Linked DNA regions of Mus musculus: all the other regions are linked to region 2. The links are chromatin loops, found by intact Hi-C in ENCODE. Cell type or tissue: heart. All regions are shown on one strand. Each heading gives the region's core, and the rest is flanking DNA. Links, peaks and the distances in the headings are about the cores only. Region 1 overlaps Gm42344 (a long non-coding RNA gene). Region 2 overlaps Vps13d (vacuolar protein sorting 13D). Region 3 holds the start of Gm25938 (a small nuclear RNA gene).

Region 1 (9,902 bases), core at 3,811-6,310, 99 kb before region 2:
GTGTGTGTGTGTGTGTGTGTGTGTGTGTGTGTGTGTGTGTGTGTGTGTGTGTGTGCACGGAGGCCAGAGACACCTCTGGTGTCATCCTCAGGGATACTGTCCACTGCCTTTGGAATAAAATCTCTCATTGACCTGGAGCCCACCAATTCAACTTGACTGGCTGGCTAGTGAGCCCCAAGACTTCTCAGTGCTGGGATTATAAGTGTGCACCCCCTTGCCTGACTTTTTTACATAGGTCCTAAGGCTTAAACTTAGGTCCTCTTGCAAGGCAAGTGATCTACAAATGAAGTCACATGCTCAGTCTACCATGATGTGTTTTGTTTTATATGCAACTAGCAATATAGTAATACCATACTGGACACACACAAACTCACAAACACACACACACACACACACACACACATACATACACACACACAGAGAAATTTTTTCAACAGAACATATTTTGATCACAGGTTCCCCTCCCTCAACTGCTCCCACATACTGTTCCTCCTGATCTACCCGACTCCATGCCTCTCTCTCTCTCTTTTTTTTAAAAAAGAAAACAAAAAAATTAAACAAAGATAAAAACACACAAGAAACACACACCTAGAGATACACAAAATTGAAAATGGTACTATACAAGCAAAGGAACAATAAGAAAAAAAACAACAAAAAAAGGCTCAGCCAGGGTGATGGCACATGCCCTTAATTCTAATCCTAGCAATCTCTAGGCAAAGTCAGGCAGATCTATGAGTTCTTAGGCAGGCATAGTCTACAGAGCAAGTTTCAGCACAGTCAGGTCTACACAGAGAAACCCTGTCTCAACAAAACAAAACAAAACAAAACAAAACAAAACAAAACAAAACAAAACAAAACAAAACAAAACAAGTGACAAAAAAAAATCACTGACTTTGTTTTTTGTTGGTTGTCTATTGCTGGCTGTAGGGCTACCATAAGTGTGGTTTGTGTACCCAGTGAGAAAACTTTTTTCCTTAGTGAGCAGTTGTCAGTTGGAGATAACTTCTTGGTTCATGGGAGCTCCTGTCCCCTTCTCCCTTTCTGTGCTAGTGCCATGTTTGGTTTGAATGGATGTAGGCTGTGCACTTGCTGCCACAATCTATGTCAGTCCTTTGTCATTCATCCCCTCTCCCTCCTTACAATCTTTCCAGCCTCCTCTTCCACATAGGTCTTTATACATTGTTGCCATTATTCTCTTGTATCTTGTTCTGTAGCATTTGTATACAACTTTGGAACGCATATCCTTTGATGTCTGTTCCCCACCTACCCCCAGAGTTGCCCGAGTATGTTTAGTTAATCTCTCTCTCTCTCTCTCTCTCTCTCTCTCTCTCTCTCTCTCTCTCTCTCTCTCTCTCTCTCATTGTCTCTCTCTCTCACACACACACACACACACACACACACACACACACACACACACACACATACACAAACACACACACAGAGGTGCACACATCTATCCATTGATCAAATATCCAACAAAAGTCTATTAGGTTTGGGGGCTATAGTGGTGAATAAAACATACCAGTCCCTGGACACAGGCTGGTGGAGTGTGTTCATACAGCAGGGGTGACATTCTGTAAGGACATAGCAATAGCAAGCGTCAGATACATGCCTGGCTGACTGTTTGGACCCCAGGCAAGCAGAGACAGCTCTGCCTGCCTGGCTTATTACAGCCTGACATTAACATGTGGCATCTTTTTGGACTGGCTTGTGGAGTTCAGCAGAGCCTGACCCAGAATAGAACATAGTTTATTCTGTCTAGTGGGGTGAGGGGTCCCTCTGAGAGCAGGATCAGTGAGGGAAAGCTTTACTGACGATACCACTGCAAAAGGGTGCTGGAGGCTGAGTTGGGGCTGACAGACAGGAAGAAACGACTCTGGGAAAGTTTTAAGGCCGCTCCACAGACTTGAGCCTGGGCACTCGGCCTCATGGGCCTAACTAAAGGTCCAAAGTCTATTTATGTCTGTTGGCTAAGAGTTTGAGGTTCAACCCACCTTCCAAGGCCCCATCTACCTTGCCTTGTTCAAGAATGTCACCTTTTGTCCAGTGTGGAGGGTATTATTGCTGAAGGACAGAGCCCTGATTTGGAGGGCCTGCAAGAAGAACCAGAAGGTCCACATGAAGTCCTATTATGGTCGTGTCACTTCCTCTGACCTTGGCTGGGACTTGGCCTCCTGCCCTTTGGGAGTTCACAGAGAGGTGATATCTCCTCCAAGTGGAGAATGGTTCCCTCCCCTCTCCAGGGAGGCCTGGGTTTATAGATGAAGTTCCAAGGAACCAAACAGCTGGGACTTTTGAGACTGTCTATTCTTGGTGCAAAGCCCCAGGGAGCCTTGAGGCAGAGGATTTACAACGGCAATGCCCCTTTGCTGAAGGCAGGGTGGGGTGGGGTGTTTCCCTCTGTGGCTCCTGCTTTCTGTGGGGTCTGGGGAATAGCTTAGAGTTCAAGTTCACTTGATGCCATCAGCAGAGCCATGAGAAAGGCTGGCATCTTGACTCACCCAGGTGGCCCAGAAGAATGTCACAAACCTTGCTCCAGCTCCTTGACTGTGGGGGCCTCTGGGGTTGTCCACTTTTTCCCAGTGGGAAATTCCAGTCTGTTACCCAGGGTCTTGGGAATAGCTTTGTGGTCTTCAGAGCCACGTCTTGTTAGAATTGTTGTCTCTACTCTGCACTACACTGGGTAAATTAAATTAGCCTTGAGGCTAATGTATAAAGTGAGCTTCATCCGGAAGCCATAGGATAGAATGCCGGTGGAGAGAGTGAGACAACTCCTGATTGAGATGTTGGGTTTGTCCCTGGTACCTCCTCAGAAAGTCAATCAAAGGAGCCAGCAAGATGGCTCAGGAAGTGACAGTGTCTACTGCCAACCCTGACGACCCAAGTTTGATCCCCTGGAACCCATGTTGTAGATAGAGAGAAGTGACCTCTGTAAGTTGTTCTCTGAGCTCCACATTTGTGCCATAGCACTTTGTGTGTGTGTGTGTGTGTGTGTGTGTGTGTGTGTGTGTGTGTGTGTGTGTGTGTGTGTGTATACTTGAGAGGTAGTTCTTAACAATCAGGTAAACTGAGCCCCTGAGACCTGGCTTATAGAAGTGCTGGCTTTGCCTAATCTTCATTCTCATAAAAACCCAATGAGGGAGACAAATATAAGCCTTTTAGGGAAAAAGACTCAAAGGTTCAGCAAGGTTGATAAATTCACTCACAGCTGCACAGCAAACAGATGGCCTGGCTGGACTCCCCCATGAGTGGGCTCAGAGCTGGTCAGATGTGCATGAGATGGGGAATCCGCTGAGAAAAGTCCATCTTGGACCCTGACACTTGGAACCCAAAAAAATGTACTTTCTGGTCAGCCAGGCTTGAAACCTCAGAAGGCCTCATTCCAGGCATTGCCCCCCCAGGACCCCAGAATGGTTCCAGAGTATATCAGGCTAGTCCCTAGACCTGTCTCTAGAAGTTTGGCACTGGTATTCAGGAAGCAGGGAGGAAGGCCAAGCCCCTGGAGCTGCCCCAAGGAGGAGAGCGGTTTGGCCAGCCAGCCGGTGGGGCCAGGCTCCTTTGTTGCACACTGACAGGAAGGTGCGGCCACCACACACTTCAGCTGCCAGCTCACTGTGGTCACTCAATCCATCACCCAGGGTGGGGGCGGCAGGCCCCCAGGCTCCTGGCGGCTAGGCCTGCAGTGTTGTTTTAGTCTGACTCGGGCTGTGAGATAAACGGGGCATGAACTGGCCCCTTGGCAGGGGGTCAGCCCCTTCTGCCCTCATTAAAGTGCCAATCAAGAAGAGGAATGGAGAAAGCTGGTGAGCTCAGCCTCTCCCCAAGGGGCAGGATCCAGACTCCCTGAGAGAGAGAGAGAGAGAGAGAGAGAGAGAGAGAGAGAGAGAGAGAGAGAGAGAGAGAGAGAGCCAGCAGTACATTCCACTGGGCCAGCCAGGCCAGCAGCTTGCATCTGGTTGCAACACTGCAAAGTTGAGAATGGTCTGTTCTGCATGGGGGTGGGGCTTGGGGGACAATCCTTCAAAGCAGGGAACACCCTGCCCTGGCCTGGTCATAGGCTTATGGCTAGGTATCTGCTGCTACTTGATAGCCACACTGGCAATACAGGCCGTCTGATTACCTCTTCTGAATCTCAAAGCACCTCCTGCTCCTTCTGATAGCTGATGGAGAAGCCATGGCCTTGTGGGTAGGGAGCCACCCAGGGGTGGGCAGTGGCCACTGGGCTCAGGCACATACCTGGTGATTTTGTAGTGGCACTGGGAAGGCTGGGTTCACTACTGTACTGGAGAGGCTGGGCCTACCTCTCCTCTCCACATTCTCGAGAAGCCTCTCTCTGACCTGAGTCCTGTCCCCGGGATAACCAGAAAAGCCAGTACACAAAAGCAGAAGAGGCTGAGCCTATTGAAAGCAGGATTACCTCTATTCTGTCTTACAGGATAGACTCAGGTGCTGGCCTGGATGCAGTGTCCCTAAAGGCCTTCTTGGGGTCCGAATGCCACACTGTGAATTCTTGTGGGAAGTCTGGCATAAGCTCCACCCCTAGAGACCACACTGTCAGAAGCCTCTGGGATGGGGCTGGAGGTGGGGACGCTGACCTTCTGTATATATTCCTCACAGTTTGTCTGTTCTCCTAAAGCAATCTAGGGAGATTCCCAATGTTAACCTTAAACCTCTCCATGTGGGTGCACACACATGCACCTCCACACACACACACCATGTACACCCACACGTGTACACCTGTGCATGCAAGCCACACATACACATGAAAAGAAAAGAAAAGATGTTATGATTTTGAATTCCTTTCACATACTAAGCAATAATAATAATTGCTGCCATTGCTTGGGAATTCGTGATGCTTGAAAGCATCGTTTGAAGCAAGTTCTACCTGATTTAAGTCTCCCAACAATGCTGTAGAGAAGAAACCGTGCTGCCCTGTTCTGTGGGTATGCAGAGTCGGGTTGCTATGTAAAAACCTACATATGTAGTAAATCCAACATAAATGTGGTTTGCAACATAAATGTGGTTTGCAACTTCTCTTCTCCTGCTTAGCTGGCAGCCTTCCTCTAGTTAGAGTGGCATAAGTCCAGGTTCTGGCCACCTTGTGGCTCTGCTTTGTCCTGCCTTCCCATTGAAAGCACATGGTATCCTCAGGCTGCTCCATGGAGAATGGTCTGTGGTGGGGGACAAGGAGGTTTGGGACGTGGTCCATTTGCCTTCTGAGCAAACCTGCTCTATCCATGGGCCTAGCTGATCTCCATGATCTGTCTCATGTGATAAATGTGACTGGCTTCCACACCTTGTATCAGTTGGGCACCTGACCCTGACTTCCTGTTAACCTCCACCAATGGGAGACAGTGACAGAAGGTCAGAGGGCACTGGGAGAGGTGAGAGCATTTGCTTGTCAAGATGGATAGTTCTCATTTTCAACTGGATACAACCTAGAATTACCTAAGGAGAGTCTCAGTATAGGACTGTCTAGAACAGGTTGGCCTGTGAGTATTCTGTGGTGGGGGGGGTTGTCTTAATTACATTAATTGATATCAGAAGAACCAGCCTATTGTGAGTGGCACAACTCCCTAGGTTTGGTCCCTGATCTGTGTAAAAGTGAAGAAAATCAGATGAGTCCTAAGCATACATACAAAAAGAGTTGTCAGTCAAATGAAGAAGCACCCTATAGAATGGGAGAAAATACTTGCCGACTACAAATCTGGCCAAGCATCAGTCTCTAAGTCATACCAAGAATGTAAGAAAATAAACAGCAAGAAAACAAAGCAAAGCAAAATGATAAAAATGGGCCATGGAGTTGAACAACACCAAAAATATAGCTGGTTAAAAATCATTTTTAAAAGTGTTCAACATCGTTGGCCATCAGAGAAATCAAACTGAAACCACACTGAGATTCCATCTCACCCCAGTCAGAACGCCTATCATCAAGAAAACAAATAACAACAAATGCTGGGGCAACCACTATGGAAACCAATCTGGATGTGTCTCAAAAAGCTAAAAATAGAACTTCCATATGACCCAGGCGTGATACTCCTGGGCATGTATCCCAAACGCTCCAGTCTTCCGAGGGAGAAACTTACTCATCAGGCTCATTACCGCTCTGCTTGCAATAGCTAGGGAATGGAATCAACGTAGATATCCATGAGCCAATGAGTGGGAAACCAAAATAAACACAATGGGCTTTTATTTATCTATGAGGAAAAATGAAATCTTTGGAAAACAGATCAAAGGTGAGGCACCCCGGGTCCAGAAAGACAAATGTCACAGATTCCCACTCAGATGTAGATCCTAGTTCAAAATTTGAGATTTGTGTGTAAATGTGGAGTAGCTCTAAGCCCAGGAAGCAAAAAAGGACTCTTGAGAGGGAAAGAGGACTTAAGGGAAAAGGGAATAATAGAACACATATAATATGAAGATGGCAGGGCTATGGGGTGAAGGGTGGAATACTGAGAGTTAATGGTTTAACCAGGGACAAGGGGTGTATGGGGGAGAAGAAGGTGAGGGTAGGTTAATCAAAAGTAAAAATATATGAAAACCCTCTATAGGAATCCATACTTTGTAAACTAATTAAAAATATAATTTAAAAGTAGTTGGAGGTGCAACATAAAGTTCCTACATAGAGGAACAATGATTCCCAAAGAAGACATAAGTTCTTAAATGAAAATATCAGTACTAGGTGTGGGATATCCCTTTAGGAGTCATTGGTCAAGGAGACCGAGAAACACTCATAACAGAAGCTGTTGTCAGAGCTCCTGGTTGTCCTCCACAGTTAGACAGCAAAAAACCCTATTGCTGAAGACACCACATACTTTGCAGGTCATAGGGAAATCAAACTGGAATTGACTTTAAAAGTTTCTCCCTGCCAGGGTAGGCGCATCGTCTCTCACTGAGGCCAGACACGGGAACCCTGTTAGGGAACAGGTACCACAGTCATCATGTGGGGAGGGTCTCTGTGAGGGAGGATCAGGAGGAGGTACAATGTTTGATGTAAATAAATTAATTTAAAAAAAGTTTCTTCCTGCTGGCTAGCTAGTGAGGCTGCTAGACTGACCTGCCAGGATAGATGTGCCCAGGGCTATAGTAATGGCATCAAGGTTATGGGCTTTTAGATTCATCTGAGGCCTATTCCACAGGAAGAAATTCATGTCTCATACCATTAACCTGGTCAAAAGCCAATGGCCTAGGAGGTCACCAGCTCTGGGAGAAACCCTCTACTGCTGTGTTGTTGTTGTTGCTGTTGTTGTTGTTGTTGTTGTTGTTGTTGTTTTGGACATGTTGTTAAACCACCTACGAAACAGTTATGCTCACATTCAGAGATTAGTACTGCCTTCAACTTTGGCCAGGAAAGCTCCTCTCTGTTGCAGTTAGCAGTTAATGCAGAGATTCACAACTGTGCTGAGAATATTTATCTGTTGAGTAGTCAGACCTAAAGATGTCATCTGTACTAATTCCTACCCAAAGCTCAGGCACTACTATTCTGGAAGAGGGGCTGAAAGAGTGTCAGAACTGGAGGGTGAGGAGGAGTGTTGTGGAAGGCAGTCTTCAGGACATGGGCATGGCTCTCATGAACATGTAGCTGTGGTTTCTGTCACAAGATCAAGTCAGTACAATCAGGTGACATTCTAACCAACAGCGCCAACTGGAGGTAGTAGGTTATTAACAAAGGAAACCAGAGGACATGAAGGGGCAATGGAGACATGTTAGATAGATAGATAGATAGATAGATAGATAGATAGATAGATAGATAGATAGATAGATAGATAGATAGATAGATAGTCAAAGAATGAACAAAAGTATTCTATTCAATGGAAGAAGATGCATCTAATCCTCGAGAGACTTGAGGCCCCAGGGAGGGGGGAGACCTGGGTGTGGCGGAGCATCCTCTCAGAGACAGAGGAGAGAAGGAATGGGATGGGGAACTGTGAGGGAGGAGACCAGGAGGGCAACTGGCTGGATTGTAAATAAATAAAATAATCGTAATCATAACAATACTCAAATGTGCTGACACATATCCCAGCACTTGGGGAGCTAGAGACAGGCAGATCTCTGTGAGTTCAAGGCTACCCTGTCAGAAAAACAACAGTAATGAAATAAGCAATAACATTTTTAAAATACCACAAAATAGGAAATAAATGTTGTTAAATAAAAACATTTTTTTCTACTTTCCAAAATTTCATGGCTATACCACACATGTGTGGAGGTCAGAGGACAATTTGTGGGATTGAATTTCAGCTCTTACTATGCAGGTCACTAGGCTTGGTGGTAAGTGCCTCTACGTGAGAGTCATCTTGCTGTCTCTGGAGATGCTTTATTTGAAGTTACAGAGGATAGGAAATGGGTTAAAGAAAACACTGGAAGTGATAAAGGCCATTTCCTCAAATGGATGAAAGATATCAACCCACAGACTCAAGAGCTCAGTACATCCCAGCTAGGATAATTGCCAGAATACCACACCTAGGCCAGTATAGAAAACTGCTAAAAATCAGGGATAAAGTAAGCATTCTTAAAATTCACCCAGACAGACCCGAGGGTCTGGCTCGGCTATTTAAATGTCCATCACAAAAATGAAGAGCTGGGCTCTGATCCTCACACTCTGTCTATCAAACAGCTGAACATGGCAGAGAATTTGCAATTTTAGTGCTGGTCAAGTAGAGGCACGAGGTCCTCTGGGGCTGGGCTTGCTGGTTAGCCAGTATAGACAAACCATCAAGCTCCAAGTTTGGCAAAAGACCTTGCTTCAAAACCTAACGCAGCATGTCACTGAAGAAGACACCTAGACCTGAGCTATGTACCAGCCCCAAGGGCTATCATTATTATAGAAAAACTGACCAAATCTGGGTACTTGGGGCTCTACCACCTCAAGGTTCCATTACTTTACCAACTGTGACCAATTGTTCATGTACATGAGCCTACCCGAGACATTTCTCATTCAAACTGCCCTGGTCAAGAAACTGGGTGACTACTGCTGTAGTGTAGTGGCCCATGGCTTAGCAACTGAAGGAAGGAAAGAATCAAACATCCCTAATTCCCCTCTGTGAGGCTCAAGAAGCATTATGAAAGGAGTATAAAGATTATGAGAGTCAGAGGAATAGGTGAAATGTTGTGTAGCTATTTCCACCTAATGGAAACATTCTCTTTTGGTTAGGAGGCTTATTAAGGTTTAGGAAGTAAATATAACTCACAAGTCCTAGGAAGATCCTGAAATTATAAGTATGACAAGCCCCCTCCCCTCTTCTACGCAAGGGTATATAAATAGTAACAATTGCTCTGGAGAAGAGACTCTTCATTTGGGTGAGCTATCCTCTAGTTTTCCAGTCTTAATGCAGCCAATAAGAGTTGTCATTCATTCTGGGATGGGCTTTTTGGTGATGCAGCTGCTTTTCAGTCATCCATGCTTCTGTAAGTGACCCTCATACGTATGCCTGTAAATCATCCCAGTAAACTCACTACTGCACTAAGCTAGACTGGGGTGGAATTGTTTTTTTGGTCTGCTCTTGTGTACTCTATCTGGGGAAAACAGACATTTGTTCACGTGTCCCCATCAAACAGCATGGAACACCCAGTCTGCCTTCAAATCTGTGATCCTCCTGCCTCAGCTCTCCTAGTGCTAGAATTGTAGTTTTGTATTACCACACCTGGCCACAACTACAACTTCCACTTACAATACCTAAGTCAGTGATGGCAACTAGAACTATGTTAATCCCTCCTGGGGCATACCTCAACCTAAGGACCTGTCACTAGGTCTTGCTTCTTACATGTCCCACCTCTTATCACCATCACTTTGAAGGTAACGGCTCCAGCACATGAACACTTGGGGGAAAAAAGCCCACATTACAGCCATAGTAAACGTCACTTACATTCTCATTTCTCTCCAATTGGCAAAGAAAAAAAAAGAT
Region 2 (9,902 bases), core at 4,373-6,872:
TGGGCTAGGAAATGAAACATGATGGAACATGACCTGCCTAGCAGACCTCCTTAGTGGAAGGAAGGTAAGCCATTGCAGCAAGGAACCCGAGGTTGTGATTGCAGCTTCTCCAGGCCAGCTATGCAGCAGTGAAACTCCAGTGACACAGAGGTCTCTTAAGGCTAATCATGGGATTTCATCAATATTCCCTTACCTTGGCGGCAGAATTTGACACTCCATGGGTAACATTTCTTATGAGACCCCCGACATTTCCATACTTTATCAGTCCAGTGACCCCTTCGGATACATCATTCAAAAGGCCCATGGGATTGCCAAGGAAGTCTACCGATCCTAGGATCCGAGCTGCCTGGCTAAGGAGTTCCTGTAGAATGGAAAGGGGGAGGAAAGCCACATCAGTGCCAGTGTCCCCAAGAAAAGATAGTTGGCATCTATCTCATTCTCCAGTACTGTCAACAATGACATTTTCAGTCTGCTAATGACCTCCTGGGCTCTCATGGATGGCCTTAAACTTCACTCAACACACACAGTAGGGACTGGTTCCAATACACATAAAAATATGTGTCACAGATAGTTAGGAGAATAAAAGTAGCTGTGAGACTGAAAAGATCCTTTGGGGATTTTTATGAACAAGCATTATACTCCCCTTCCCATGATCTCTGCTAGGAGAAATCAGGCAAGAGGAAGGAGGGAGCAGGCTCTCGAGTCTATACTTAGCTGGAGCATGTGAGGAGAGAGGGTTCAGGCTTGGCAAGCAAATTCTCACTGGGCCTTTGCCTGCCTGATCCCTGATTCCAGGAGTACCTACTCATGAACCTTAGAGGCAGTTGGGGAAATATTTCCTCATTAGGAAATGAGGAGGGCAGAAAAAGAAGCAAGATGGAATAAGCTTTGACTGTGAAAACTAACAAATTCTGTACGATCTGATGATCCACTAAAGGCTCTATATTTGGGGCTGTACAGTCTAGATTAAAAATACAAAACGGAAAATGTCTAATTTGGTTAAAAAAAAAAAAAACATAAGTTCAACTCCAGGTCAAGGCCCTCAGAGGCATTAAACAGTGGTGTGGTTGTTGAAAGCAGGCCATGCCTAGAACATAAAGAGTTCACAGGACTCTGTGCTGTCACTGAAGCATCAACTAAACCACAACGAGCTGTGCCTAACCTAGGGGAGTCCCCGGGACTGGCTCTGAGGAACAAGACAAACAGTTCTTAAGTCAGTCTTGGGATTCTTAAGGTATCTTGTGTGTGAGTGTGTGTGTGTGTGTGTGTGTGTGTGTGTGTGTGTGTGTGTGTGAGAGAGAGAGAGAGAGAGAGAGAGAGAGAGAGAGAGAGAGAGAGCGCTGACTCTCGAGACGTGACACAGTAGTGACATCTAAGTGACAGATCCCCAATACCTAAGAGGAAGCTGCTTGGCCCTGACTGTCCCCACCTGGCCCTTTCCCACCCCTCTCATCTGCTCACACCCGTCCCGTCTGCTCACACCCCTCCCGTCTGCTCACAAACCTCCTGGAAGTGCTTGAGGATGTCATTGATGATGAACTCCTTGGTCTCATAGGGATGCACCCGAGTGAAGGGATCCAGATTGATCACAGCATCTTCAAACCGAATCAGTGGGAATCCTAGGGTGCTTTTCAGAGCCTTAGATGGGGAAGAAAGGGAACTACATAATTCTAGAATCCATGAAAGACTATGAACTAAGAATTACCACCTAGATATAAGGATTTCCCCTATAATTACAAAAGTAAAATATGACAAAAAATATATAAATTTCTATTACCCAAAGTCATGCATATCTCAGCATTACAATAGCAAACACTGCCAGGCTCATAGTAGAATTCCTTCTGGTCTGTTTGAACCTGTATTTGACATGCCCTCCTTTCTGACTAATGTACACTGCACAGGGACAGCGCAGCCCTAACAAACAACACTCAATTTGTTTTCTTCTCCCTCTTATTGTCACTTGCATGTTCCTGTATGTGTGGTGTGTATGTGTATGTGTGTGTGTGGGGATTGAGCATAATCATGTGGACGTGTGTATGTGTTGAAATACAAAGCTGATATGAGTCTTCCTTGACTGACTTCCATCTTGTTCTTTGAGGCAGAGTATTCTCATCAAACTCAGAACTCCCAGACAGCCAGTCTTACTAGCAAGCTTGCTCCAGGCATCTCTTCTCGACTGGAATTGTAGACAGGGCAGCATGCCCCCTCAGATTTTACGTGGTGTTCTGGGATCCTGACTCCAGTCCTCTTGCTCACAATGGTAAGAGCTTTAACTACTAAATCATTGCAGCAGCCCCAAGGTCAGAAAGTAAATTGTCTTTTCTGCCTTAAAAATAGCCTGCCCCCTGTACAAACTATTTCTTTTCTCTACAGATTATGTTGTCCTGATTTGCATTGTATGCTGTTGTATATAGTATATCCTATTAATTTTCATTTTTACATATTACATCATACAAGTAATACCCATTTAACCATTAGTGTTGGTGGAAAGTTAGGTGTTGTTTTGAGACAGACAGGGTTCTCTACGTAGCCCTGGCTGACCTGGAACTTTTTTGTACACCAAGCTGGCTCTAGACTCACAGAGATCCTCCTGTCTCTGCTTCTAGAGTGTTAGGGTCAAAGGTGTGTACTGCCACACTGGCCACTGAGAATGTTTTACTACTATGAATGAAGTAGCTGAAGCATCCCCAAGTCCTTTGGGTGGCTCTCCATGTGTTGTTTTTGTTTTGTTTGGTGCATGTCTAGGAGGAGTGGAGCTGCTGGCTAATAAAGAATGAGCAGGTTCAACCTGAGTATATACTGCCAAAAAGTTTCACAGAGGAGCCAGGAAAGCTCGAACCTTTTTCAGTAGTCTAGTAAAGCCCCCTGTTCTATGTTCACATCAATAACGGGAAGAAATAACTTTCCTGGGGTTTTGTTGATTAGTTTTTGTGTATGTGTGCTGCTGGAACTGAACCCAGGACCTTATGCTCACTAGGCAATCAGTCACTCTGCCCCTGAGATATACCCCTAGATCTTACGGTATGTGCTGATACCCCGGTTCATGAATGATAATAAGGCTGTGCACATTTTATAACCATTCTAGCTCCTGGACACTGTTTCTATAATGTGCTTATTCAGATCTTTACTCATGTCTACAGGGAGTTATCTGTGTTTGTGTTTTTCTGGAGGACTTTTGTACATGCATAAACATATTGCAGAAACCTTCTCTCCCCCTGTATCTGGTCTTACTATTCGTTACATGGTGCCTTTCAATCATGAGACAAGCTTACTTTGAAGAAGAGCTTTCTCTTCAATCTTTTCTCTTCTGGTCAGAGGCTCTCTGTGTCCTCGTTACTAAGGTCACAAAGCCTGATGTCTGTTTTACTTCACACTCACACCATGACACTGCACGCTTGGTTCTTATGTAACCTGCGATCTCTGCACTAATGCACTAAGCACTAAGCACAGGGCCTCTTTCTACTATAATCACATGACTGTTTCCACTTTTTTTGTTTTTGTTCTGCTCACCACAGTGCTCCCATTTTAACTGATGTGGTCCTGTAACGAATTGTGAGTACTCTGGCTTTAAGGACTATCTTGGGTACTCTCTACTATAAATCTTGGGCTCTGCCCTAATCTATCCAGGCCTTTAACGACACCAGCAATGTTTTTTTTTTTCTATGTGAATACCTTGTACACATTCAGTGTGTCCCTAGGTAGTTATGGTAAGTTAAAATGGCCACAGTTCTTTGCATCTGCCATGGATATATTTTGGTGTTCTTGTCGAAAGTCTATTTTCCCTTCACCAGAATCTTTAATAACTGTCATTTGCTTCAAAGGTAAGGCTATGCAATCAGTGAGCCTGAGAATCGAGAGACCTTCAGGCCTCTACACTGTATTTTCTGATGCCTTCACCATGTGGAAATGCTGAAATTATCTATTAAAGATATGGGCTCACTAGGAAGGTTATACTGAAGCTAGTCCCACCCATCTGACCTGTGAGAGACAACAGGAAGTTTGTTGTGAGAGTTCTTTTAGAAATATAAGAGAAGTTATGTCTACAATGTCTCATCAACAAGAAGTAGAAGCAAGGGCTTTGAAAGGTGATGGGGTTCCCATCATGTTTGGTATACCCCCATCACCCCTCAAACACAGGCACAATGGTTTGCGCATGTGATTCCAGCACATGGGGGGCATAGAGAGGCATAGCTAGGACTTGTTGGCCAGCCAATCTATCCTAACTGGCAAGGCCCAGGTCACTGAGACTTTATCTCAAAATATGAGGTTAACAGCTCTTGAGGAACAACACCCAAGGCTGTCCCAAAAACACACACACAGGACACACACACACAGGACACACACACACAGGACACACACACACAGGACACACACACACAGGACACACACACACAGGACACACACACACAGGACACACACACACAGGACACACACACACAGGACACACACACACAGGACACACACACACAGGACACACACACACAGGACACACACACACAGGACACACACACACAGGACACACACACACAGGACACACACAGACAGGACACACACAGACAGGACACACACACACAGGACACACACACACAGGACACACACACACAGGACACACACACACAGGACACACACACACAGGACACACACACACAGGACACACACACAGCCAAATAAAAAGGCAAATTAAACCCTGAAAAACACTGTTACTTCCATCAAAGACAAAACTTAGAAAGAGTTTGTAGTGAAGATATAAAAGACCAATAACCTGATAGAAACCTGATCAAGTGCTAGGATCAGACAGTTCACAGAAGCAAAACCACACACACACACACACACACACACACACAAAGCAACAGTAGAGGAAGAGACACAGGAAGACACACAGTTAAATAAATACCAAACAGAAGATACATGGCACAAACAATCAAATAAATACCGACCAGACCAGATGAGCCGAAGACAGGGAGAGAGCACTGGTTTGGTACTTGGAATGTCACTGATGATATCAGAAGGAAGAATTTTAGGAGCTGAGACCATCATTGAATTACCAGTGTGGTGGCACACCCCTGCAATTCTAGTGCTTGAGAAACTGAGACAGGAAGATTGCTAAATTCAACACTAGGGGGTTTTAAACACCGATGATGGCCAGATTTCTATCAGGTTATTGGTTTTTTTTAATCTCTTCCCATTGTATAAAATCTTTATAAAAGTCTTGTCTTTGATGGAAGTGTTTTGAACTGAGAGATAGACTAAATTTAAAGCCAGCCAGACTAAAGATATGTTAAGTGCACAGCTAAAGTCACATGACTAGCCATGAGCGAATCCTAGACTTGAATGTGCTGTTTTCACAACAGCAACTACCTATTTGGTAGAAAGCGCCCAAGCCAGAGGGCTCCACTATTTCTTCTCAAAGTCATTCTGCATTTGTTCAGCCGTGCTCCCCACTAAAGAGTGAGTAGGCATGAAGTCGGCAGAGAGCATGCCTAATTTCCCCCATTTCACTGACAGAGAAACTGACAGCCAGCTTAAACTCCTTATTCATAGTCAAAGGCCAATCATGCTATGAAAGTGTAAGGACATGGTCTTACCAATGCAACTCCAATAAGAAGAGATTTAGAAAGCATGATTAAACAAAAGCTTAAGCCAGAAAGTTAAAACAAAACAACAACAACAAAAACCCACTAAAACACAAATTCCTCATTGCGACCAAACATTAAAAGAGACTGGTGTATTGCTGCAGGGACCTTTGACCTCTACCAAGCTGCAAAGTCCTCCCAACAGGCACCATCTACCCTGGAACCAAGGAAGTACCCAGTCCTGAAGTGAAACTGTCTTCACCTAGTCATTTACTGTCTGGGGTCCCTTATCTGCAGAGGCGCAGGGCCAGCCTGTTGGTATGAATTACTCTGCCACCTTCAGGCTGATCTGGTCTGTGGAAGAAGGCATGAGAGGAAAAGAAAGCCATATAGGATTGCGCCCTCCCAATGAACTGAGCCACTGCTTGCATATAGTAGGTCACAGCTCTGATCCTGATTTACTCAGGCAGCATCTTCCTGCTGCAGAGGGGATTCTGGAGAAAGCAACCTGTGCTCATACGTTCCTGATAAAACAGAGAAGTATCTACTCCCACTTCCCAGACAAAACGGCTGAAGCCTTCCAGAGACGGCGCCAAGTTGAAAGAAGAAATACCTGTCCACGAGGCCTCAGATCACAGCTAGTCCCTGGGCCGTGTCCTTTCCTTTCTTAGTTTATTCCACACTAAACAAAACTGTCTGGAATTCATTCTCTAAAGGTTTATTTATGGCACATAGAGACTGTTTATGTGAAGCAGGGCATGTGCCTATTTCCCTTTGGGGACAGTGTTTAAAACTATGGGGCTACTTCCCTCTCTGGCACTTTCTGAAACACAATTAACAATACTGGATCTTTTTTCCTTTTAACAAATCTGGTTTTTATTTAGAGAGGAAGGGAAAAAGTAAAGGGTCTGAAGTTTCCCAACAAATTATTTCAAGCCTTTGAGAAGACAGTTTTAGGCTTTTTAAATAGTGTCTTTGTTTGAAACTCCCCCTTACCCCCACCCCCTGCTCTCTGACCATTAAAGTGTGGGTTTTCTTCCAAACTAGATTGCTCAATTAAGGTCCTTCTTTTGTTATACCCCAATGCTCTAAATGGGAAAAGGCCTGCTGTAGGCCACCTTCTGAAACCTTTTAAAGACCCCCTGGTATCTTTTGATCTTTAAAGGAGTCAAGGAAATCCCCATTAAAAGCTACCTGGCTTTTCAATATGCCATGGCATCTCTAACATGCAAGCTCTATGCAGAGAGACCATGAGGAGAAGGGAGGGGCAGCTGTGCTCTTGTGTCTATGAAATGGAATATTAGCTTCCCTTCTTCTGTCAGTCACGAATCCAAAGAAGATAGCAGATGGAGACAGCTTCCAGTCACCTGGACAGTGTGGATGCCTTTGAGTCACCAGACAGACACTGTATCTGGCAACAATGTACCTCAGTGTAAATCTGGATAGGCAGAACCCCCTCCCCCAACATTTCTGACAGCCTCGCTCCTGCCTGGGAATCCAGAGAATGGAGGCAATTGTTCCTTCAATACTAAGACAGGGTTACCTTTTACACAGACTCCCGTGACTGCTGTTCAGGGAGAGGGCTCCGTTTCTAAGCACATGTTTTTAGTGATTCCATATTCATCAGAAAGAGTATATTGCTCTTCCTAAGAGCTCCTAATAAAGGCCTGTTACTCTGTTAGAAAACTCTGACTAAGTGATATTGTCTAAGGAGTCCCAGACTCCAGGAGGAATACTCAAGGTATAGTAACATGGTGACTTCCACAACCCCAGAGCTCCACTCTGAAGTTCCAATCCCAACATCCTGCTGAAACACAGGTATGTCATGGCATCTGCTTAAGAGTGCTCTAAATTCAGTAGAATACCAGGAAGACCGTCAACATGAAGGACTGGAATCACTCCAGCAGAGCACACACTGCACCAGTAAGAGATGCAGAGGACACATGGCATCTGTATCACAGGACTGTGAAGGACACATGGCTTAGGTACCCGGGACTGCAGAGGACACATGGCATCGATACCAGGAGTACCATTGGATAGCAAAGGACACACAGCATCAGTCCCATAGGACTAGGGACCAGGCACTTCTGCTGGGAGCGCTGAGAGGAATGCTGGGGTCTGTGATCTTTAACAAGATGATTTTAAATCAAGAAGTCTTACACTTGCAGGAAATGCTTAGCTTTGGTTTGCTGGGTGAGAGCCAAGTGTTCTGGGGGAACAGACTTTATCAAACAAATCCATTCCAAAGGTCACATAAGTCAAGTGGATACTTGTGGATATTAGCAAGACAGTAGTTTTCCCATGGTTTTCCCCTTACTCCCAAGCTAATTATAACCATCTCCAGCCTCCTGGGAAATACAACATTAGGGCAGATTGAGCAGCAAAGTGGTGAGAGGAGAAAGGCACTGTACCTCTTTTCTCAGGATGCTGCCCCTGGTCCCAGCTAGCCCTCCCTTGACTTCATTCACTGAAGCCATCACCCCTATTATCTAGAGGATGACGCTGAGCAGACAGCTGTCTCATCACCTATAGGTCTATTTTAGAAGCTGGGAGTTGGCAGGCTGTGGCACATGAGGCCCACACATGTGTTCTGTCAAGCCCACAAGGCTGGGTTTTAGTCAGTTTTTCTTTTGTTTTTTTTAATATGAGTTGGTGGCCAACATTTAAAACCCAGGAGATTCCATATAAACCTGATGATTTGGCAGTGGGCTGCAGTGGGGCTGTGCTGACCCTCCTCATGGAGCTGTGCTGGACTAAAGGTTCCCTGCACTTGCAGGTTGACCCTGCAGCAGAATTGGCATGGGCATCAGAGCCCAGCACTGCAGGCTCACAACTCATTTCAGCTATCTAGATGTTCCTCTGTGGAGAGAGTGGGTATCCTGGATCTTCTGAGAGAAGGAAGGAGGGGAGAGTGAGCAGGCAATGGGAAGAGGGAGGGTTGGACAACTGTCTTCAAGCACAGTACAAGGGAGAACCAGAAGCAATGGCTGCCAGTCTGAGGCAGACTTAGAGTCTGAGTAAGGCTAGACATTTCAACATCCATCTGACCCTGCTCTTGCTTTGAGCAACACCTTGCTACTAACTAGGCTAAAGAAACAAGACCATAAACTTCTGTCTCCCCACCTATCAAGCAAGGGCACCATTGAGGACACACAGTCTAATGACAGCCTCACCTATGTGCCAGGATGCAGCACAGAACCCAGACATGACAGACTTGGATTTGAATGTCAGCCTGCTCCCTTCCTTAAAATATGCCTTGTTACTAAAAGTGAAGGTGTTGTTAAGGCTGTCCTGGTCACCTGTGGATCAAGATGGTTAGTAGGAGGGTTATGTCCTGAAGCTGTACAAGGCCATGTTCCAGCAAGATTATAGCTGAGTCTCCCTCTAAGGTGGCAGACCTTCCTAAGTGACACTTACCCCAGATGCTTAGAAGACAGCAAGAGAGATCTGGGCAGTGGGTCAAAAGAAAGGCTACCTTAGCCTCAGTTCCTAAGACAAGTAACAAGCCCAGGAAAAAGGTTTCTACTGCCCTGAGGTAAATCTAGAAAAACCCAAAAAATAAATGAGAGTTACATCATCCAGTTTTATCCTTTTTGGTAATATCTTGATCTTCAGCAAAGTTATGCCTAAACATTAGACAAAAAGAGTATTTCACAAATTAATGAACACCTATAAAAGGAAAGGTACAAAGTAAATGCTGTGAGTACTAATTCCAGACAGACAGAATGAACCATCAACGCACACTCCCACAGAGAGTGTGCCAGCTGTGAGCTCACCTTAAGGTCCAGTGGCAGCTTGTTGGAGGTGAACACACTGAGCTTGATCTGGGGGATGCTGATCTTGAGGTTCTCAAAGTAGTATCGAGTTGGAGTTCCTCCCTGCTCTGCTGTTTTCTCATGGATGTTTTCATCATACTTTTCCACCTCTGATCCAAAGGCATAAGTAAGAAACGAAAACAAAAGCTGTTGGCATCATGATTCAAACATGTATGACCTCACCTAAAAACCTACACAAACAAAAACCTACATAAATTTTCTTAGTTTCTTTGTGGGCTCAGGAATGTATACAATATGCAGACGCATTATTATATAAAAGTAGGCTGTTACATTGGTTATACAAAGGTAGGTTAGCTTCATCGGTTAAACTGTGACTCTGAGCCACCCAGCAGACAATATCTTAGAAAGCCAAAGGTCACAGGTTCATTTGCTGACCACAGGCTTTCCAGAACTATTGCTGTCATTTCAAGAACCTATGATCTAGGTTATATGAGTCTAGAGTGCAGTACAGCTGAGCCAAAAAGACACTCTCAACATAAAGCAACACTTTGGG
Region 3 (9,902 bases), core at 3,488-5,987, 280 kb before region 2:
AAACAACACCCTTCTCAATAGTCACAAATAATATAAAATATCTTGGTGTGACACTAACTAAGGAAGTGAAAGATCTGTATGATAAAAACTTCAAGTCTCTGAAGAAAGAAATTAAAGATCTCAGAAGATGGAAAGGTCTCCCATGCTCATGGATAGGCAGGATCAACATTGTAAAAATGGCTATCTGGCCAAAAGCAATCTACAGATTCAATGCAATCCTCATCAAAATTCCAACTGAATTCTTCAACGAATTAGAAAGAGCAATCTGCAAATTCATCTGGAATAACAAAAAACCTAGGATAGCAAAAAGTCTTCTCAAGGATAAAAGAACCTCTGGTGGAATCACCATGCCTGACCTAAAGCTTTACTACAGAGCAATTGTGATAAAAACTGCATGGTACTGGTATACTGACAGACAAGTAGACCAATGGAATAGAATTGAAGACCCAGAAATGAACCCACACACCTATGGTCACTTGATCTTTGACAAGGGAGCTAAAACCATCCAGTGGAAGAAAGACAGCATTTTCAACAAATGGTGCTGGCACAACTGGTTGTTATCATGTAGAAGAATGCGAATCGACCCATTCCTCTCTCCTTGTACTAAGGTCAAATCTAAGTGGATCAAGGAACTTCACATAAAACCAGAGACACTGAAACTTATAGAGGAGAAAGTGGAAAAAAGCCTTGAAGATATGGGCACAGGGGAAAAAATTCCTGAATAGAACAGCAATGGCTGTACTGTAAGATCGAGAATTGACAAATGGGACCTCATGAAACTCCAAAGCTTCTGCAAGGCAAAAGACACCATCAATAAGACAAAAAGACCACCAACAGATTGGGAAAGGATCTTTACCTATCCTAAATCAGATAGGGGACTAATATCCAACATATATAAAGAACTCAAGAAGGTGGACTTCAGAAAATCAAATAACGCCTTAAAAAATGGGGCTCAGAACTGAACAAAGAATTCTCACCTGAGCAATACTGAATGGCAGAGAAGCACCTGAAAAAATGTTCAACATTCTTAATCATCAGGGAAATGCAAATCAAAACAACCCTGAGATTCCACCTCACACCACTCAGAATGGCTAAGAACAAAAATTCAGGTGACAGCAGATGCTGGCGAGGATGTGGAGAAAGAGGAACACTCCTCCATTGTTGGTGGGATTGCAGGCTTGTACAACCACTCTGGAAATCAGTCTGGTGGTTCCTCAGAAAATTGGACATAGTACTACCGGAGGATCCAGTAATACCTCTCCTGGGCATATATCCAGAAGATGTCCCCACTGGTAAGAAGGACACATGCTCCACTATGTTCATAGCAGCCTTATTTATAATAGCCAGAAGCTGGAAAGAACCCAGATGCCCCTCAACAGAGGAATGGATACAGAAAATATGGTACATTTACACAATGGAGTACTACTCAGCTATTAAAAAGAATGAATTTATGAAATTCCTAGCCAAATGGATGGACCTGGAGGGCATCATCCTGAGTGAGGTAACAAATTCACAAATTAACTCACACAATATGTACTCACTGATAAGTGGATATTAGCCCAAAACCTAGGATACCCAAGATATAAGATACAATTTGCTAAACACATGAAACTCAAGAAGAATGAAGACTGAAGTGTGGACACTATTCCCTTCCTTAGAATTGGGAACAAAATACCCATGGAAGGAGTTACAGAGACAAAGTTTGGAGCTGAGACGAAAGGATGGACCATCCTGAGACTGCCATATCCAGGGATCCACCCCATAATCAGCTTCCAAAAGCTGACACCATTGCATACACTAGCAAGATTTTGCTGAAAGGACCCAGATGTAGCTGTTTCTTGTGAGGCTATGCCGGAGCCTAGCAAACACAGAAGTGGATGCTCACAGTCAGCTTTTGGATGGATCACAGGGCCCCCAATGGAGGAGCTAGAGAAAGTATCCAAGGAGCTAAAGAGATCTGCAACCCTATAGGTGGAACAACATTATGAACTAACCAGTACCCCGGAGCTTTTGACTCTAGCTGCATATGTATCAAAAGATGGCCTAGTCGGCCATCACTGGAAAGAGAGGCCCATTGGACATGCAAACTGTATATGCCCAAGTACAGGGGAACGCCAGGGCCAAAAAAAACGGGAATGGGTGGGTAGGGAAGTGGGGGGGGGAGGGTATGGGGGACTTTTTCGATAGCATTGGAAATGTAATTTAGGAAAATGTGTAATAAAAATATTTTTAAAAAAAGAAGACGATACTGAGTTAAAAGAACATTGATTTTATCATAATGTCAATTTTTCAGCTCTTATAAAATTGCTGTTTGCTTGTTTTGCGCCTCTTTCAATATTCTTTTTTTATTAGTTAATTTATTTTTTACACTCTATATCTTACTCCCCACCCACTCACCCTCTGACTGTTCCACATCACATACCTCTTCACCACCCACTTAAGTGCATCATCTCTGAATGAATACCGACTCGGAAGTCCTCTCCTGTATGTAGGTTGGGGGGCCTCATATCAGCTGGTATATGCTGCCTGTTTGATGGTCCAATGTTTGAGAGATCACGGGAGTCCAGATTAATTGAGACTCCTGGTTCTAGTGTAGGATCACCCTTCTCTTCAGCTTCTTTCAGCTTTCCCTAATTCAACAACAGGGGCCAACTGCTTCTGTCCATTTGTGGGGTGCAAATATCTGCATCTGATTCTTTCAGCTGCTTGTTGGGTCTTTCAAGGACAGTCATGAGAGGTCCCTTTTTGTGAGCATTCAATAGCCTCAGTAATAGTGTCAGGCCTTGGGACCTCCCCCTTGAGCTGGATCCCACTTTGGGCCTGTCACTGGCCACTTCCATCCCTGTAATTCTCTCAGACAGGAACAATTACGGGTCAAAATTGTGACAGTAGGATGGCAACCCCATCCCTCACTTGATGTCCTGTCTTCCTGTTGGAGGTGGGCTCTATAATTTCCTTCTCCCTACTGTCAGGCAATAAGTGGATATTAACCAAAAAGAAAAAGTACAGAATACCCAAGATACAGTCCACAGAACTCAAAAAGCTAAACAAGCTGAAGTGCCCAGTAAGGATGCCTCAGACCACTTGAGAGACAGAAGAAAGCAATCACAAGAAGGAAGGGAGGGAGGGGCCTGAGAGGGAAAGAGAGTGGGAGGAAGTGAGGGTGGAACCTGATCTGGTATTTGGTGAGGGAAAATGACTGAAGCCCTGAAGGCCAGCAGAAAGAAAGCATTAATTGAGACTGCTGGTCCTAGTGTAGGATCACTCTTCTCCTCAGCTTCTTTCAGCTTTCCCTAATTCAACAACGGGTCAACTGCTTCTGTCTATTGGTTGGGTGCAAATATCTGCATCTGATTCTTTCAGCTGCTGGAAAGAGGCAACCTCAGGATATAGAAGGTTGGGGGAACCCTCCAGAATGCACCAGAGACCTGGGAGGTGAGAGATGCTCAGGACTCAAAGAGAAATGCTTACATGAAATGCTCTTTCAATATTCTTTTGTAATCAAGGAAGACATAAAGTGTATTTTGAAAAGCTGTGCAGTCAATAAATAAAGTTTCTGAGAAAATAACTTTATATATAAATAAAGCCTATAAGAGACACAGGTTGTCAGAATAAGTCAAGCCATATATAAATGTGCTTCCTTTCTGTCCTGTCTCACATGGAACAAAGCTGAATGGTGTCCTGTGTCTGAGTCTTCTTTAGCTTCTCTTGAATCTATTGGTTCCAACCCTTGCCCTCAGCCAGGGATGGTTCCTTGCACTCTTTTTGGTTTTTTGTTTGTATGTTTGGTTGGTTGGTTGGTTGGTTTGGTTTGATTTGGGGGTTTGAGGTTTTTTTGGTTTTGGTTGTTTTGGGGCTTTTTTTTTTTTGGTTTTTTTAGACAAGGTTTCCCTGTATAGCCCTGGCTGTCCTGAAACTCACTCTGTAGACCTAGATGGCCTCAAATTCAGAAATCTGCCTGCCTCTGCATCCCAAGTGCTGGGATTAAAGGCATGTGCCACCACTGTCTGGCCCCTTGCACTCTTTTACCTGTTTCTGGGACCATTTTCCTCCTAGTGGATTGCCTCATCCAGCCTAACCATGAAGGGATGTGCCTAGTCTTGTTGTAACTTGATATGCCATGTTTAGGTGGTATCCCTGGAAGTCCTCTCTTTTTCTGAAGGGAAACATAGGAAGAGTAGATCTGGTGGAGGGGCAGGGGAGGGAAGGCATGTGGAGGAGAGGAAGGGGGGTAAACTGTGGTTAGTATATAATATACGATAAAAATAATATATGTTTAAATATATTATTTAAATGTGCTTGGGACAGGCTGCCTCTCTCAGGGTGTTGGCCCTCCTAAAATCCACGAAAGAGGCTATGCTTAATAGTGATAGAGCAAAGAAAAAAGACAGGTGGAGTATAAGAAGGTACTACAAGAAGAAAGACATTCCATGTTCACGAATTAGTTGGCTGACCAACTTTGCAGTACTTCCCCAGTCAACCCAGTCAAGAGCAAACTCTACAGACATAGTCCCTTCACTGCATATATCTCTTTAAAAAAAACAGAAAACTGCTATAAGCCACCAAGGATAAATGGGACTAGATAGTTTTTCTGTCAGGCTCTTATTTCTGTTGCTTTTATCTATACAAAAGAACTAACTATACACAAGACATCGAATTCTCCACATGAGTCTTTAGAAGAAAACCAGCCATTTAACTCCATCCTCAAATCCTGAACGCAAGGGAAATCATGTGTTGTTTTAAGCCAATGCATTTGTTTTAGTTTTACTAAGGAGAAAGTGGGAATTCATTTCTCCATTAACAAAATTATACAGTATAGTTTCCCACTTTTAGGGAAATACCAGGGGTGTGCATACCCAGAGTGCAGTGGATAAGCCTCACCCTGGGTAGGGCACTTTACTCATGGTCATGATGTCTTCCCTCTTAGGTAATTTGTAAGCCAGTTTATTTGTAAAAATGAATTCCAGAAGCCAGAGAAATCTAACAAAATTCAACAGAAGCTGAGCTGCTCTACTGAAAGAAGTACAGTGATGCTGTTAGCACAAGAGACACAGGCCACAAGGTGGCATCATTCTACAGAGAACGAGAAAGCCACGGAGAGTGTAGGAAAGATGAATATATGACAGGGACACTGAAGCCTGTCTTCAGAGAAATAGATGCATGTTTTAGCTATGAATTTTCTTGCCACATCTTGGGTTCTCCTGAAAACACTAGAAACACATACATTCAAGTGTGATTCAGTATCAGGTCCTTTTATGAAGTGCCCACTACCATTTGGGTATTTTTACTTCTCAGGGCTGGAAAGAAGATATGGGGTAAAGAACAGATGTTTCTCTTGGATAGGACCCATGTTCAGTTGTTAGTACCTATGTCAACTGGCTCACAATGCCTATAAACACAGCTCTAAGGGATCCTATACCTCTACAGGCACCTGCACTCACAGGCACAGATCCCTACTTAGACACTCATTCACACACATAATTACAAATAAGACAAATCTTTTCCTGAGCAACACCTGTATAATGACAGCACCAAGAAGCTGGCTAATAGAGGAAGATACTTTAGGGGGACTCATCCCCTAGACAAAGAACTACAGACAAGTAAGGACTAGTAAGAGAGAGAGAGAGAGAGAGAGAGAGAGAGAGAGAGAGAGAGAGAGAGAGAGAGAGAGAGAGAGAGAGAGAGAGAGAGAGAGAGAGAGAGAGAGAGAGAGAGAGAGAGAGAGAGAGAGAGAGAGAGAGAGATAGTCTAGTTTAGGAACAAGGCCCTAATTATTTGTACTCTACCAGTGGTCAGTCCTGAAATCATGTATATACAAGCAACAGTAAACTAACTCAGCAGGTATAGATACATGAAACGTAACAAGGATGCTCATAGAAAATGAGGCCAATAATTCAAGTCATATTAGGAGGAGGGACATGCAAGGAGCTGAATGAGAGGGGTTGGAGGGAAGAAAATGAAGGAAGACTATAAATGGTGTGATTACACTTGAAAATGTCAAGGTCTACCCCTAGTGATGTAATTCATTCCTGTGAGGCTGCAACACCCCCTTGTAAACTCCCTAAATAGCCCCACTAACTGCCGAACAACTATTCACATAATGGGTGATATACTACCCCAAATATCAACAGGAGCGTGACAATGGGGCTTCAAGTGAGAACAGGGTATGATTGGGAAGTGGACCAGAGGCCATGTACATTAGAATCTTGCAAAAAAAAATTCTACATTCTGATAAGATCCTAAGAAAAAAATCTGAGTGAGACAGAATTTAAAAGCAATGACTTGGTTACTTTGGTAGATTATATGGAATGAGTGAAGCTCTGAGTGAATGGGCTTGGCCATGTCAAGGACCAATGCCCCAAACCATGAAAGTGGCAAAGCTCTTCCTCCTTGGTGAGTCTCATTGGGATGACAAAGCATTCCTCTAGTCCAAATGTAAATGTTGATAATATGTGCAGAAACTACCTACCATAGCTTTCCTCTTTAGATACTCTTGCCTAAAGTCTGACTGTTCCACTGCAGAGATTGCTTCTATCTACATTAGCTAAACCTGAATCCTTGTCGGGTTACATGCAATAGCCTATACCTCTGATCGACTATATATAATAAACATGCTAGCTTCTGGAGTGCTATAGCTTCTCCATCAGAAAGCTGAGACCACTCACCTGCAGCTTTTCTGTGTCTGTGTGTCTGTTCATTTCTTCACCAATCCAATCTGGTGAAAGTCATCAAGCGGTGCAGCATGCAAAGCCTATGCTAATGCAGAGCAGCAGAGTATTAACAGAGTGACTCAGGCTGTTAACAGAGAAATTGCTCATAGCTTTTAGCCAGGTTTGCAGTGAAGACTGAAAGTAAAGTGACTTGAAAAACATACATTTTGACAAAGAAAAGGTTTTTTATAACAAACAACCCAAATATTGACAAAGAATCTTTCATTATTAAGGAGATGAGTACCATGAAAGAGAATCTATATGTTCTACCCTGGAACAATAAAAAAAAAAATGTGCTAACAGCAAGAATCCTACCACTAAAGGATCCAGGATCTGAAAGCATATTGTTAAGCCTATCGTTTACAACAGATGAACAAATGTGTGAATGGCTTGAAACTATTAGAGAAGTACTATTCTTTGCTCAACTTCCCAGACACATCCAAGCTGCTTCAGTTTTGATTTCAGGAGGCACAACTACTTCTTGAGCTGACAGCATCTACATGGTGCTGTTTATAAGATTCAGGAAGAATGAAGTATTTATAAGTCATTGGAGGCGTACATGAAGTGTCTGTAGAAAAACCTCGGAGGTCAGACAGTGTGTGGCAGAGTGACAGCATCTACACAGTTTTTCAATGGACATTTAGAGTAAAGACTAAGTTGTAATGAAAAGCCCAGAATATTGGCAATGACAGAAACTTTAAACATCTACCAAAGAGAGGTGAGGACTAAGACTGGCCATCTCAAGAGACGGATTACAATTGTCAGTATTGTGGAAGCAGGGCTCTCCAAGTCAATTGAGGCTCACATTAGGGCATAATGTGCTCCAACAACAGACCAGGAAGTGTAGGGTTTCATACTGAAACCTTGAAGAGTTTCAGCTTTACTTTGGTCCACTATACCCTAACTATCTGTACTACCAAATATTAGAATGTGATCGATCACTACACACCATCATCTATTGAAAAGATAAAACAGTTTTTCTTTATTTTATAGTGACTCATGTCTAAGAGATTGCCTTGAATCTCAGTAAAGTCTGAAGTCAGAGACTTTTGAATACTTTAAGGACTTAAGAATTTTGAGGACTCTCAAAGTTACATTAATAAATATTTTTGCATTGTGTGACCAAGAATGCTGTGGTTTAAATGCAGAATATCCAACACAGACTCGTGATTTGAATGATTCTTGCCCAGACTTTGGCCCAATTTTGTGGATGTAGAGTCTTTAGGAAATGCAAGCTGGTGAGTAGAAGTAGGTCACTAGAAAGGACACAAAGATTTGGAGAGGCTCATATAGAAAGTCATTTAATATGACTGACATTTGTAGCATATGAAAGAGTTTTACTATGGAAGGGAAGGGTAGGTGGCATCTCATCAATAACAAACAAAAAATTTGATATAGGTATAGCACCATAAAAACCCTAATCCTCCCTTGCATCCAGAGAGCATGGTTAGAGATTTTCTCAGGCAAAGAGAAGAAGGGATGATATCCCAAAGACTCCATAGCATCCCTGTGGTTCCATAAGCCAAGAACTCAAATATGTCAAATACCCTGAGCTATGCAGTTTATGGCATATTGAACATGTTCTGTGTTAGCTACTCCATTTACATTGCTTCTGTTTCACAGAAGAGAAATATGGCACCACCATTCATCCAAATGACTGACATGTCATTTACATGTCTGCTTGTCTTCTTATGATCCCATCCAGTTGGCTGTGGCAAATCTGGACACCATCCTAGGATCCAAAACACTATCAGAAACCCTGTCTTAGTCAGGGTTTCTATTTCTGCACAACCATCATGACCAAGAAGCAAGTTGAGGAGGAAAAGATTTATTCAGCTTACACTTGCACATTGCTGTTCATCACCAAAGGAACTCGGGACTGGAACTCAAGCAAGTCAGGAAGCAGGAGCTGATGCAGAGGCCATGGAGGGATGTTACATACTGGCTTGCTTCCCCTGGCTGGCTCAGCTTGCTTTCTTATAGAACCCAAGTCTACCAGCCCAGGAATGGCACTACCCCCAATGGGCCCTCCCATCCTTGATCACTAATTGAAAAAAATGCCTTACAAGTAGGTCTCATTTCCCCCAAGGGAGGCTCCTTTCTCTGTGATAACTCCAGCTTGTGTCAAGTTGACACACAAAACCAGCCACTACAAACTCATTATTTTATCCTCCTAGGTGAGAGACCTACTTGTTGGAGACTGGTGCTAATGTTTGAATTTGCATGTCCAGATGCTGAGTCTTTGTCCCCAATTGGTTTTTGGTTTATCAAGAAAGATACCAGTGGCCAATGGCTAGGCATGAGGCAGGACACTTAAGAGCTGTACAGGTAGGAGGTAGAGGGAATCTCAGGGACTCAAGAAGAAGGGGATGCAGTAGTGGCAGGAGATAAAATCACCCAACAATATGAGACTTCCCATAAGTGGCCACTGACCACTTCCCTGATTGGACCTAGGGGTAGGTTTAGGAGTGCCCAGCATTTGAGGTAGCCAAGGCATTTTAAAATTAACTGGCATGCGTGAGTGAGTGTGTGTGTGTATGCATGTAGATGAGTTTCATCCGCAGATCCAAAGATTCCCTGGGTGGGTTCCTGGAAGCATGACCCACCCAGGAGGTCAAAGTGGTACAACCAAAAACTCGTGCAACACCTGATCCCAGAGAACATATAGTTACATAGAAGAATGTTGGCAACTCATCACTTTTATGTTCTGGACAACAGTGGGTTGAAGATCTTTGTAACACTGGGAATGACCTGTGAAATCATCCGCTCACACACCTAGAAACACATTTTCTTATTTCAGGTGATTTTCTGTGTTCCCAACATACCTATGTCTATGAGAATCCATCTCAGGGTAGACAGGGTTCTGAGAAAAAATTCTAATAAATGCAATTCCAGTGGAAAGTCATGGCATTCAGAACTCACCCATCCCTGTTGCTCCCACATATTGCTTCTTGAAAACTCACACTGAAATCATGACAGAAGTCAGCCTACAAATAGCAACTTTGGAGAATTTGATTGAAAATCATTCTTCAGGATGTATGGAAGCAATGTGAGTGGAAATACGACCAGTGACCTTGCCCTTAGAAGCAAAAATATGACTGTTTCTTCAGCAGGGGTGAGGTCCAAACAGTGTTTTGTCATTGTGAGTGATAGTATGACTGGACTGCATCTATTCTGTACAGAACTGGGTAA

The links. A loop is a pair of places that touch in the nucleus more often than their neighbours do. Peaks named below come from ENCODE experiments on the same cell type or tissue, not always from the same donor. Only the 100,000 strongest peaks of a DNase experiment are listed, where the experiment ranks them.
Region 1: it touches region 2 in a loop (2.0-fold over the local background); 2 of 42 quality-filtered maps call a loop at or near these places.
Region 3: it touches region 2 in a loop (4-fold over the local background); 6 of 42 quality-filtered maps call a loop at or near these places.

The regions. Positions count from the first base shown.
Region 1 is chr4:144,945,998-144,955,899 of GRCm38, forward strand. Gm42344 (a long non-coding RNA gene) reads right to left here. Exons shown (of 3, transcript XR_881562.2): 1 at 1,523-9,902. It also overlaps a transcript of Vps13d not described here. Among named protein-coding and RNA genes, the nearest start is that of Gm42344, 5.9 kb to the right of the region's middle. In heart, for the core only: a CTCF peak has its summit at 5,108; DNase peaks (open chromatin) are centred at 4,014 and 6,024; H3K27ac peaks cover 772 bases.
Region 2 is chr4:145,044,768-145,054,669 of GRCm38, forward strand. Vps13d (vacuolar protein sorting 13D) reads right to left here. Exons shown (of 70, transcript NM_001276465.1): 63 at 9,350-9,498; 64 at 1,504-1,638; 65 at 194-361. Among named protein-coding and RNA genes, the nearest start is that of Gm36317, 86 kb to the left of the region's middle. In heart, for the core only: a CTCF peak has its summit at 5,914 (motif pointing left); no DNase peak of the experiment used is centred there; H3K27ac peaks cover 307 bases.
Region 3 is chr4:144,760,858-144,770,759 of GRCm38, forward strand. It overlaps Gm25938 (a small nuclear RNA gene), which reads right to left and starts at 4,935; the gene lies at 4,770-4,935. In heart, for the core only: a CTCF peak has its summit at 5,048 (motif pointing right); no DNase peak of the experiment used is centred there.